Regions from separate parts of the Homo sapiens genome. Here all the other regions are linked to region 3. Evidence: chromatin loops called from intact Hi-C (ENCODE). Cell type or tissue: A673. All regions are shown on one strand. Region 1 overlaps RPH3A (rabphilin 3A). Region 2 has its middle 18 kb from the start of MIR1302-1. Region 3 has its middle 120 kb from the start of PTPN11.

Region 1 (2,500 bases), 260 kb after region 3:
GCTCCCCGAGTCACCCAAAGATATTCAGTTCACTGATACCTGAAATTTCCATCATTCAAGTTTCATTCTTTTTCTTAAGGCTCTGCTCTTGGTTAAAGAGCAGATGCTTTGGAGCGAGTTAATGCATCCAGCCTTATTAGTCATTCACACTTTAATGAGAAGCTATAAGAGCCTTTCCTAAAAGTGAAGCAGGCTTGGTTTCTTGGAGCAGGGGGAGGGGGCTGCATTACTAGGCTTGTAGGCAAAAGAGGGGCAAAGAACAGAGAAAGGTGGATGTTGCTGGATTTACATTCTGTTGGGGGGTAAAAAGCTCTTGATGCCCGGAGTCATCTGATTTCCTTTCTGCTACTGAATCCCACAGGAGTGTGACCTGGATTTAGCATGTCGCTCCCATTCCCTGCTAACCTCAGACAATTCCAAGGAGTCACTTTTTGCTAGGCAGGACCCCAGGACTCAGTTTCTCAGGTAGATTTGTGGCAAGGCCTTAATAATCAGCTGTCCAGCCAGGCTAGGTCTTTGGGATTTGCAGGCGGTGGCTTTGAGAGTGAATGAAAAAAAAAATTTTTTTTTTTTTGATAGGATCTTGCTCTGTCACCCAGGCTGGAGTGCAGTGGCGTGATGATCATAGCTCACTGCAGCCTTGAACTCCTGGGCTCAAGCGATCCTCTTGTCTCAGCCTGCCAAGTAGCTGGAAGTACAGACACGACCATGCTGGGCTAATTGTTTAATTTTTTGTGAAATGGAGATCTCTCTATGTTGCTCAGGCTGGTCTCAAACTCCTGGGCTCAAGCTATCCTCCTGCCTCGGCCTACCGAAGTGCTGGGATTCCAGCCGTGAGCCACTGCACCCAGCCAAAAGTGATTCTTCTTAGCCCAACTCTGCTCCCCATTTGGGCCAGGAAAAGAGGGAAGGCAGCAGTGCTGAGGGCCCAGGCTGCTGTATGCAATGTCACTGTGGTTTCCTCGAAGTAATTGTCTTGCTGTCATTGGTTTTAATGATATAACACACGCTTAAATCTCTTTGTAATGGAGCTCTGTCAGACTCTGGTTTAGTAATCCATCCAGTGAGCAAGATAACATGCCTCAGGAAGCTGGGTTTTTTACCACCCCCTGCAATTAATCAACAAGAGGAAACTCATCTGACAGCATCATAATGATGTTTGGTTCATGAAGGATTTATTTAGAGAGCGAGGGGGGGAAATATCTTCTCATCTCTCAATATAATCTGAGTGAGTTCATTCAGCTGCATTTTTCTTTCTTTTTCCTCTCTTTCTTTTCCTTTTCTTCCTTTTTAATGCACCTACACAATGACGAGTGGTGACTTGTGAATGGAAGCAGCTTTCAGCAGAGAACATATTATGTAAGCAGGTTTTGGTGCCAGCCATTGATGGCGGGGCGGCATTCTGGGGCTGCAGAGAAGAGAGATGGTTTCTCGAAGTTCGTTGGGAGGCTTTTCATGCAAGGTGCTGCCAAATGGCATCTGTGTGGTCCGCTCCATTGCACATCTTCCTCCCTGCCCCCTTTCCCCTTTCCGTCTCTGCCTTCCTGTGTTTTTCCTCTGTCACTGTGGTGCTAAGCCCCTAAGTCTCTGTCTTTATCTCTCCCCCTCTCTCTCCTTTTTCCCTGCCCCTGTCTCCTTACTTTTCCCACCCCTTAAATAATTCCCTGCTTTCTCCTTGCAGTCTCTCTTTTCTCCCCATCTTTCCCTCTCTCCCTTTCTCTCTCCTCTGCCCCTGGCCTCTCTTCCTTTCCTTTTCTCTCTCTCTCTCCGTCTTCCTCCTCTCCTAACTCCTCTGCCTTCCTCATCTCATCTTTAAGACACACAGAAATTACTTGTAAAGGGAATGCATTTGTGAATTCATGAGACTCCAGGTGATGAGGGCTCCAAGTAGGGTCACCAACCATTCAGCTTTGCTTGGAGCTGAAGGGGGTCCTGGGATATAGGACTTTGTGTTAAAACTGAGAGGCAGACCAGGGATGATGGCTCGCACTTGTAAATCCCTGCACTTTGGGAAGCCAGGGCAGGAAGATCGCTTGGAGCCAGGAGTTTGAGACCAGCCTGGGCAACATGTGAGACTCCTGTCTCTATAAAAAAGTTAAACAATTAGCTGGGCATGGTGGCACACACCTGTAGTCCCAGCTACTTGGGAGGCTGAGGCAGGAGGATCACTTGAGCCCAGGAGGCTGAGGCTACTGTGAGCTGTGGTTGTGCCACTGTACTACAGCCTCGGTGACAGGGTGAGACCCTGTGTCTAAAACAAAACAAAACAACAACAAAAAAGAATGGAAAGAGTACTGGGCAAACTGTGATGAGTTGGTCATCTTACCTCCAAGCCAAATGCTTGGAATTTTGTAGAATTTTCAAAAAGCCAAAGATTCAGCTTTCTGGGTGAGTTGCCTGCCTTTCTGCTCTGGTGGCACACAGTGGTTCTGAAGCCCTCCCAGGCTTGGCATTCTCTGCATGGCTCCGGCATGGACTATCTAGACACACAAAGGCCTTT
Region 2 (2,500 bases), 140 kb after region 3:
ATTTTGGTGCAGGTATATGTTGCTGTCTGTGCAAAATTGCATTCTTAAAAATTGGATATTTTCAGGGTCATATGAGCCAGTTCTGGTGGTTCTATCAGTGAGGGTCCTATCAGGAAAATAGAAATGACACTGAGTTTTTAAGACAGAGAGATGTAAATGCAGGAACTGTTTAAATAGGGGGTGATGATGAAATCAGAGATCCAGCCATGGCAGAAAGCTGTCACTCCCTGAGGCTTGTGGGACAGAGAAAGGAAGGTAGAGTTCAGGAGCTGAGATCTCCTGGTGGAAGCTGGAGCCTGGGCAGTCCTGCCTGGCAGGAGCTGGAGCCACAGAGGAGATGCAACTCCTGTGAGGAAATCTGTCTGCGGCCCAGACTGGGGAGAAATATCCTGGCTTCTCCCTTCCTTGTGCCCTCTGATCTCTACGTGGGCCTCCCGTTGGCAGAATGGACCTGAAGCCAGTTAGCAAAGGAGCCCAGGCAACACCGAGAGGAGGGAGGCAGGATGTCCTCTGAGGGTAGACAGGGGTCCCAGGCTGGGACAGATGTTAACAGGATGCATACCATGCATCAGATTTACTTTCCCACTGTCTTGCCTTACAATGTCACCCAGGCTGTGTGCTCATTTCTGAGGTTCCCTACCAGCCACCAACACTTGGGTGCAAGGGCTCTTGGCCGAATCTGCTCATCAAAGCTGCCTTGGGCTTTCTCACCAAGTCTCTTCTCTGCTTTTCTCCCCAGCAGGGTTAAACTCACAAAGAAAACTGCAATCTTGGTGTGACTTTACTTGATTTCAAAATTGGATTCTGGCCCCAGATAATAACTTTAGATGCCAATAAGAGAGCGACTAGGCCTTCCTTTAAAATGCCACTTCATTCCCTTTTGTCGGCTCCCAGGAGCTCTCTGGAGGAAACCTGAAGAGGTGGGAGGAAATTGTGCAGGGAAAGGGCCCTTTTGCTGAGAGTAGTAAATTATTCAGGTACTCTAATGGCTTGGAGAATGCCAGGCCCGTCTCCCTCTTAGAGCACACCGTAGGCAGTGCTAATGACAGCTGGAAAAATGCCTTGCTCTGTGCATATGCAGAGAGACATCCTGGCATTCCTGTGAGCTCTTCTTGGAGGCTGGGCTGGACAGAAAGAGAAGCAGCTGGAGATTAAATGACAATATTAGGGAGGAAGGTTGAGGAAGAATGAGGGGCAAGGTAGCTTTTCTGCCTTGCTAACGATAAACACACTCTGGCTAGCCTGTATTTTTTGGATTTCTCCTGTGTGAGGTTCTCCGGTTCAGGAATTACCGCTGGCTGCAGAGTGATGTTTTCTGTGTTGATTTTTGATAGAGCTTCTTTATGGATCTGTAAAAAGATAGTTCCTCTCTGGTGAAGAGCCCAAGAAGTTGAGCAACTGGAAAAAAAATTACACCCAGCAAAGGAACCCCATGGTTTTTGGAGGCTGACACATCAAAGCCCTCTTGTGGAACAGGCCTTGCTTACAAGTGCGGCAAACAGGACCCAGCTCTCATCAAGGGTAATGGTGAAAACAAAAATAAAACAAGTACCATGGGACCCAGTGTCAAGAGCTTGAGCTTTCGCAGCACATAGGTGTGGAGCCTGTCATTTTCCCTCCCTCCTTCCCTTCCTCCCTCCCTCCCTCCCTCCTTCCCTTCCTCCCTCCCTCCCTCCCTCCCTCCCTCCCTCCTTCCCTCCTTCCTTCCTTCCTTCCTTCCTTCCTTCCTTCCTTCCTTCCTTCCTTCCTTCCTTCCTTCCTTCCTTCCCTCTTTCTCTTTTTTAGAGTTAGGGTCTTGCTCTGTCTCCTGGCATCAAATGATCCACCCGCCTCAGCCTCCTAAAGTGCTGGGATTACAGTTGTGAGCCACCCCACCCTGCGAGCCTGTAATGTTCTACCTGGATGACCTCGAATAGGTTGTTTGACAACCTAAGCCTCAGTTTCCTCTTCTGTAAAATGGAAACAAAATGAATCCCCACCTCACAGAATCCTGGCTTAAAAAGTATATGATGCTTGCAAGGCACACAGCCCAGAGCTTGGCACACGGCAAAGCAGCTAGCCTCGGCAGCCATTATCCTTGTGATTAATTCAGCAAACTCTAGAATGAGTTTTTCTCTCCAGGTGACAAAGTCTGTACTTGAGTTTTTCTTAATCCAGAACCTAGAACCAGAGATTAGAAATACAAGGGCAGGCCAGGCGTGGTGGTGCATGCCTGTAATCCCAGCACTTTGGGAGGCCAAGGTGGGTGGATCACTTGAGGCCAGGAGTTCGAGACTAGCCTGGCCAACATGGTGAAACCCTGTCTCTACTATTAGTAAAAATACAAACATTAGCCAGGCATGGTGGTGCATGCCTGTAGTCCCAGCTACTCAGGAGGCTGAGGCAGGAGAATCACTTGAACCTGGAAGGCGGAGGTTGCAGTGAGCTGAGATTGCACCACTGCACTCCAGCCTGGGCAACAGAGCAAGACCCTGTCGAAAGAAAGCAGCCTGGGCAACAG
Region 3 (2,500 bases):
TAGGCTGAAGTGCAATGGCATGATCATAGCTCACTTCAGCCTCGACCTCTAGGGCTCAAGCAATTCTCCTGTCTCAGCCTCCCAAGTACCTGGGACTGCAGGCAGATGTCACCACACCCAGCCCAGATTTCAGCTTTCTCTTGAAAAACAGGACTGCCTGGCAATAACAGGTCTGCATTCTTCCCTGGCAACAAATGGCAGCCACCCCCTTTCCAGGGGGCCCAAGCATTCCTTTCGCCAGAGTCCTTACCACTTCCTGTGTCTGTGACATGGTGGTTGAGTGCCACTTGTTGTCATGTATCAGCACATTCCTGTTGTTACAGTAGAGTTAGGAGAAAAGTGAAGTATTTCTTTTAACCAGTGCCACTTTGAAAGGGGAAGAACAAAAGGTGGATTGAGAGGGCTGTGTGATCAAAGTCGATGAGAAATGAGCATTTTTCTTTTTTCTTTTTTTTTTTTTTTTTGAGATGGAGTCTTGCTCTGTCGCCCAGGCTGAAGTGCAGTGGCACAATCTCGGCTCACTGCAACCTCTGCCTTCTGGTTTCAAGTGATTCTCCTGCCTCAGCCTCCCGAGTAGCTGGGATTACAGGCACCCGTCACCAGGCCCAGCTAATTTTTGTATTTTTTTTTAGTAGAGACGGGGTTTCACCATGTTGGCCAGGCTGGTCTCGAACTCCTGACCTCGTGATCCGCCCACCTTGGCCTCCCAAAGTGCTGGGACAAGACATGAGCATTTTTCTTTGTAGAAATAATGCTCTTCTTACAGGCTTAATGTGCAAAGTGTGTCTGTGACAAAAAAAAAAAATACAATCTCAGAAATTACTGGAGACAAACCTTTTTGATTTCACTCCCTATTATACCTGGCTTCTGTAAAGCAGACCTCACTCACTCTATTCACTGTAACTCATTCTCACTGAGGCTCAGAGAGGGCAAGTGGCTTGCTCAAGGACACACAGCATCTTTGTCAATGCAGAGCTGGGGCTGGAGCTCAGACTGCTTGCTTCCTCATCGTGTGCTTGTTTTACTTTGTCATCATCTGTGAAACTGTCTGCAATTGCCACCTCTCTCTGGGGACACACCTGAGTCCTCACAGTCTCTGGAAGAAAGTGCAGTGGGATTCTTTAATCTCTCCGGCTGCATTTCATCTTTCCCAAGTGTTAATGGAAAAAAAAAAAACAAAAAAAAAAACACCTGGGTTATCTCCCTGGCATTTTGCCATCTCAGAGAGATGTTTTTAAAAATGATGATTTCTTTATCTTTCCCCGAATACAAATTTTCATTCTAGCAACCTCTGCTAAAGGCAGCTTGGCCAGACCTGACCCAGCCATCTCTCCTTGCTCTGGCCCCACAGCCCAGCCTTCCTATTTATCAGGGGTGACATCATATATCCAGGCTCCCAGGCTGTCCAACCTTGGATTGACACATTTTTGAATTTTTTCTTTTTTATTCCCGCTATCCAAGTAGTTATGAACTCCTTTGGTGAATGCACTGATTTTTGCCATCTAGTGGTTAAAAAAAAAAAAAAAGAAAAAAGGGAGTCGGGAGACATGGGCATCAGACAGTCCTGGGTTCTGCTCCTGACTCTGCCAGTTTTTGTGTATGAGCTCTGGGCAAGTTTGGTAATGTCATCAAAACCTCAGTTCCAAGACCCCTTTCAATGGAGCACTTGCTGCCCCAACTGCTGGGGGTGCTGACAGCAGATGGCTCTCAGCTGTTAACCCCTTTAGCAATCCCTTCAGCTGCAGAGCCACCTCGTTCAAGGTTATTCCACTTCCTGGGACAGTTCACAGCCCAAGATAGATCAAGATGGGGCATAAAGGCTTGTCCATCTGGACCCAACTGGAGACATCACCAATTTAGCTCCAGGACTCTCGGTAGGGTAGGCTAGGATGTGGTCGGCCCTGCATCACAGCTCAACTTCCCCCTATGCCCATTCCTGCTTCCTTCCTCAATCTTCCCCAGGGATTGATTCCAAGGGACCTCCTTAATATGTCAACTGGATGCTAAACTTGATCTCAAAGACAGCTTGCTGGGGAATGTCACTTGGGATAGTGGGTGGTAACCACACCTACACCACTGCCTTGTTTCGGGGATCAATGAGGCAGTCGTGGTAGCTGGCACATAGTAAGTGTTCAGATAGTGTCATTAATTATTAGCATATTTATTCACTAAGTGCCAGGCATTGTTCAGGGCACATGAGACACAAGTGGGCATTATCAGCTCCGGTTCACAGTTGAGAAGCCAAGACTTGCCAAAGGTCACACGGTTCATTCATGGTCCAGCTGAATCTCAGCTTGGGGGCAATCAGCTCCTAAAGAGACTGGGCTTTTCAGAGGAGCCTACCTGGCTGGCACCAGTCCCAACCCTGGACTGCTTGTCTGTGTGGTCTCTGGCACATCAGGACTCTCTCTGAGCGCCAAGTTCCACAACTGTAAAATGGGATGAAACAGAGCCCGACTTTGAGAATTGTTGTGGGGATTTGATGAGTGAATCCTTGTAA

What was found. A loop is a pair of places that touch in the nucleus more often than their neighbours do. Peaks named below come from ENCODE experiments on the same cell type or tissue, not always from the same donor. Only the 100,000 strongest peaks of a DNase experiment are listed, where the experiment ranks them.
Region 1: it touches region 3 in a loop (4-fold over the local background); 1 of 110 quality-filtered maps calls a loop at or near these places.
Region 2: it touches region 3 in a loop (8-fold over the local background); 1 of 110 quality-filtered maps calls a loop at or near these places.

What each region holds. Positions count from the first base shown.
Region 1 is chr12:112,797,136-112,799,635 of GRCh38, forward strand. The region is part of intron 2 of RPH3A (rabphilin 3A); the gene reads left to right. Among named protein-coding and RNA genes, the nearest start is that of RPH3A, 6.6 kb to the left of the region's middle. In A673, no CTCF peak of the experiment used is centred here; a DNase peak (open chromatin) is centred at 1,086; H3K4me3 peaks cover 854 bases; H3K27ac peaks cover 2,500 bases.
Region 2 is chr12:112,675,719-112,678,218 of GRCh38, forward strand. It overlaps a transcript of RPH3A not described here. Among named protein-coding and RNA genes, the nearest start is that of MIR1302-1, 18 kb to the right of the region's middle. In A673, a CTCF peak has its summit at 1,435; DNase peaks (open chromatin) are centred at 1,063, 1,493 and 1,853; H3K27ac peaks cover 2,154 bases.
Region 3 is chr12:112,537,985-112,540,484 of GRCh38, forward strand. No RefSeq gene overlaps it. Among named protein-coding and RNA genes, the nearest start is that of PTPN11, 120 kb to the left of the region's middle. In A673, CTCF peaks have their summits at 1,490 (motif pointing left) and 1,689 (motif pointing right); DNase peaks (open chromatin) are centred at 157 and 1,497; H3K27ac peaks cover 1,153 bases.